2 separate regions of the Mus musculus genome follow, and region 2 is linked to region 1. Evidence: chromatin loops called from intact Hi-C (ENCODE). Cell type or tissue: left cerebral cortex. All regions are shown on one strand.

Evidence for each region. Peaks named below come from ENCODE experiments on the same cell type or tissue, not always from the same donor. Only the 100,000 strongest peaks of a DNase experiment are listed, where the experiment ranks them.
Region 2: it touches region 1 in a loop (5-fold over the local background); 3 of 42 quality-filtered maps call a loop at or near these places.

What each region holds. Positions count from the first base shown.
Region 1 is chr12:55,887,370-55,889,869 of GRCm38, reverse strand. No RefSeq gene overlaps it. Among named protein-coding and RNA genes, the nearest start is that of Gm22296, 22 kb to the left of the region's middle. In left cerebral cortex, a CTCF peak has its summit at 1,141 (motif pointing left); a DNase peak (open chromatin) is centred at 1,126; H3K4me3 peaks cover 221 bases.
Region 2 is chr12:56,590,474-56,592,973 of GRCm38, reverse strand. All of the region lies in intron 2 of Gm26973 (a long non-coding RNA gene), which reads right to left. It overlaps C87198 (expressed sequence C87198), which reads right to left and starts at 1,915. Exons shown (of 5, transcript NR_046003.1): 1 at 1,808-1,915; 2 at 1,308-1,427; 3 at 1,079-1,163. In left cerebral cortex, a CTCF peak has its summit at 1,043 (motif pointing right); a DNase peak (open chromatin) is centred at 1,051.

The DNA of each region.
Region 1 (2,500 bases):
CAGACACGGGGCTAAAAAAATAGTATTTACCTGTCCTGACCTGAAAGTCTTTCTTCATCATTTTAGTCACTGGAAGTTTATCCTCTTGTAGGGAGTAAAAACTAAAATATAATTCTCTTTTTAAAATGTTATATAAGAATAAATATCTTATAACAAATATTTTATAATTAAATTTATTTTATTTTTATTTTTTATTTCTGTTTATTTGTCTATTAAATGGGCTCTTATATTACAGCACAGGCTGGTCTTGAAATATTGATGTTCCTGCCTCAGCCTCCCAGGGGCCAGGATTGTAGGCATTGAGCCACCACACTCAGCTTGATTCATTCTCTATACTTCCCTTAACAATTTTAAAACTACACACACCTTTATCACACGTTGTAAGTGCGATGTATAATCTTAGTTAACCCGACTACGTTTGGGTTCAGTTAAAACCAGTATGTTGGGCACACCTGTGAGGGATTTTCTTAATCCTATTATTTCAAGCAGGGAGACAGACCCTAAATCTGCCCGTGCCCAGTGGCAGCCCATATGAAAGGACGTGGAAGAAGGAGTCTGCATTTTTTGCCTGCAAAAGCAAAAATTCATTCTGTAACTTCTGATCCTTTAGAGAACCAACAAATACAATTAGGGTAAATATAGCATGCGAGGATTTGCTTAATACGTGTGTATGGTGCATGTATGTATGCATGAAGGTGTACTTATAAGGATAGAGGAACCAATCAAACGGTTTGAAAAACTCTGCCCTTGTTCACCCAAAGGCTTCCTTAGTGTTGGCTCTCTAGCTTCATTTTGGGGTTTTCTTCCTATCTACTGAGTTAGACCTCTGTAAAAGCAAACGCCTTTATCCCTGGACTCCATTCCAGATGGCTGGGAGAACATCTGGCACTGGGAACCGGCTGAATGGGTGAGAAAACCCAGCGACGTTCCAGCCTCCTCCCATTCACTTGTCCAGGAACGTCTCTCACTCATCCTCCAGACTGAGATGACAAGTGCCCAGGGGTTTTCGGGTGACCAATCCCTCCTCAGTCCCAGGGTTCGTAAACTGATCCAGGAAATGACAGGAAATTGAGAGATGTCAGATATGTCCTTTCTACTATATAAACTACCTGGCATTGTAACATAAGAGCCCAAAGTGCCCTCTGCTGGTGACTACTGTTAGCCACTGCAGTTAAAAAATAAAATAAAAATAAATAAAAATAAAAATACTGCAGAATTCACTGGTGCACATGGTCTATGTAGTTCACACATGGCTGTACTGCATTTACCATTATGTTCTCCAACTGACAAAATGGAATTCAAGCCCCAAAATTTAAGGTAACTCTAACTTCTAAAAATCTAAAGTTTAAAAAGTTCCCTTTTAAGCTTGTTTTTAAATATTACAAACAAATCTACACAATGTGAAAGTGAACAGAGACGTCATGCCTAACACAGAGAAAACTGTTAGAGGAGAATAACTGTCTTCAAATTTTGTATTACGTACAGTTGTAGTTCCAAAATAATATATTAGGTGTCCACATGAACAAGCACAAAGCCCTGAGTTACTTGTTCATGTGGACATCTAATAAATTATTTTGGAACTACAATTGTATGTAATGCAAAATTTGAAGATAGTTATTCTCCTCTAACAACTTTCTCTGTCACAGGATGAAATATAGAAACAAAGTGTGGAGCAGAGACTAAAGGAAAGGCCATCTAGAGACTACCCCACCTGGGGATCCATGCCATATACAGTTACCAAACCCAAATGTTATTGTGGATGCTGGGAAGTGCTTGCTGATAGAAATCTGATAAGGCTATCTCCTAAGAGGCTCTTCCAGAGCCTGACAAAAACAGAGGAAGAAGCTCGCAACCAACCATTGGACTGAGCTCCGAGGTCCGGGGTGGAGGAGTTGGAGAAGGGACTGAAGGAACTAAGGGAGTTTGCAGCCCCATGGAGGGAACAACAGACTAGACCACCAACCAAAGAATACACATGGAGCGACCCATGGTGCTAGCCACATATGGGGCATAGGATGGCCTTGTTGAACATCGGTGGGAGGAGAGGCCCTCGAGCCTGAGGGTGTTCAATGCTCCATTGTAGGGGAATGCCAGGGCGGGAAGATGGGAGTGAGTGGGTGGAAGGGTGGGGGTACACCCTCATGGAGGCAGGAGGGAGGTGAGATGGGATAGGGGGTTTCCGAAGGGGAGACCTGGAAAGGGGAAAACATTTGAAATGTAAATAAAGAAAAAAATGCCCGGAGGTACACCTCAGCCCGTCAGCTTTTCTCCTCGCTGACTGAGGAGGCGCAGGACCGCCCTCTTTCAGGTTCTGTCTACCACCTAAGAATCATAAGCATAATCATAAAAATCATATCCTGAAATCTTTTACAAGACTTATTTGCACATGCCTGCAAAGAGATTTGTGCACCAAGTGTGCACGTGATTCCAGAGACCAGAAGAGGGTGATGGATGCCCTAGTACTAGAGATATATAGACAGTTGTGAACAGACACGTAAGG
Region 2 (2,500 bases), 700 kb before region 1:
CACACCAGAAGAGTGCATTGGATCCCATTACAGATGGTTGTGAGCCACCATGTGGTTGCTGGTAATTGAATTTAGGACCTATGGAAAAAACAGTCAGTGCTCTTAATGGCTAAGCCACCCCTCCAGCCCCATTAGTTCACTTTTAATGTCATTTTTCTTACTCTGCTTTGTGTTTCTAGCTTTTGATATTGTAAGCTTGTCTCTTTAACTGCAGATTTTAGGAATTTCTTTTCCCCCTGGCCCATCACCTATATAACAATACACATTTTTCATACTTGGATGTCTGTCTGTCTTGACTATGCTAGCCAAATTGAGGTTTAGGTAAATGTATTGTCAAATGGCAAAATCTCTGGTTGTCATAGTTTTAAATCTATAAACTCTTTTTTATTTAAAAAAAACCCTAAAGTCATGATTATTATATATAATCAGAAGCAAATAAAGACAGTCATTCAAATGCTATGTGATAGTCTGTTTTCCTATTGACAAAATCTGCATAAGTTCTGAAATAAGGAAAACTGGGTTCAAATGTAGGCTTTGCGGTTTTCTGCTGTGTTGTGGTCTTTAATATCTCTATAAGAGTGAGCTGAGAGTTAAGTATGACAGCACATGCAAAGACCAGTGAAAGCTGGGGTTGTTGCCCTAAGTAGGGAGCTTTGGGTGGGTGTACATGTCTCTCACTCTCTTCCCCGTGGCAGATTTTTATTGATGCGTTTTAATGCATTGTTTGTTTACTTTATTTTGAGGCACTGGGAGTGGTGCCCAGGGTCTCATGAAGGCTAGCCAAATGCTGCACACTCCATCTGAAGAAGAAGGAAGGGAGGGAGGAAGGAGATAAGGAAGGTATATATACATGTGTGGGGTGGGCCAGATCTGATGGCCTGATGTCACCTGATTTAAGACCTTTAAAAATAGCTAATACTTTCTATGATTTATTTTTTTTTCCTAGTGCTGAAATAAAATTTGATGAAGACTGAATCTTTGTTAAGAAAAGTGAGGCCAGCAGACCACTCCCTCGTTGATTTCTGCGGTGCTGTTTGCTTCAACCTCTAGAGGGCAGCATGCCATCAAGGAAACTCACCAGGAGCCCAGGTAGAACCCGTTTAGATGACCAGTTGTCTGAAGTCCGAGTCATGTTGACCTTAAAGGAGGGAGAAGGGGGCTGCCTGGAAAATCCCAGAAAGATACAATACCAAAATGTAAGCAACCATTCATTATAATTTCTAATGATTATTAAATACTGGGTTATTTTGAACCCATCAGATGAATACCCTGGTAAATAAATAAATCTGATGAATGTGGATGGTTACCTGCAGGAACAAAGTCACTAAGGAAGAAGCAGGTGGTTTCTCAGACCGGGTTCCATCTTCAAAAGTGATTTCCAGCTGTGACCTCATCTCTCCAGACTCTTCAAACCTGTGCATCACAAGCTAGGGATAGAAGCCCCAGCTCTTCCTTACTCCATACCACCTACTTCCTTCAGTTAATTCTGGGCTCATTTTAGTATAGGGACCCAACGTCACTGTCTTAGCCAGGGTTTCTATTCCTGCACAAACATTAGACTGCTTTTTCTTTCCAGAGCTGAACCCATGCGTGCCAGCAGCTTGAAGCTCAGTGACTTACTTTTATCAACATGAAACCCTCTACCTCCATCTCTCTGTCTTGTTTTCTTCTGAATTATTTTCTGATTTCTAAAAAAAATATGTTTTTATTTGAAATAGCATTTGTCACTTGCTGTCTTAGGCAGGGTTTCTATTCCTATACCAAACATCATGAACAAGAACTCTCAAGTTGGGTTTATTCAGCTTACACTTTCCACATTGCTGTTGATCACCAAAGGATGCAGGACTAGAACTCAAGCAGGTCAGGAAGCAGGAACTGATGCAGAGGCCACGGAGGGATGTTCTTTACTGGCTTGCTTGCTTCCCCTGGTTTGCTCAGCCTGCTCCCTTATAGAACACAAGACTACCAGCCCAGAGATGGTCCCACCCACAAGGGGCCTTTCCCCCTTGATCACTAATTGAGAAAATGCCCCACAGCTGGATCTCATGGAGGCATTTCCTCAACTGAAGCTCCTTTCTCTGTGATAACTCCAGCCTGTGTCAAATTGACACAAAATCAGCCAATACAGTCACCTACATTTGGGATCTTGATCACTGACTCGGGGCTTCTAGTATTAATGTCACTTCCTTCACTTAACCCTGTTGTAACCTGCTCATTCAGAACAGGGAAGAGCCACAGCTACACCGCAGGAAAGCCCTGGAACGCAAGCTTCTGGGACCATCCACCCCTGCATCTCCTGGGCTCACACAGAGGCAGGTCTTACATCAGAGGGTTTTGCTCTGCTCTCTGGGATATTCAGGATCTCGGTCTAAACTCACCCACTAATCGGAGCCTTAGGATTTTAATATGCAAAATTAAGGCTGCCAAGTGCCTTCCCTACCTTCTACGGATGCAGATGCAGACAACTAGGCACTTTGATGCCAAGATCATCTTGGAGAAC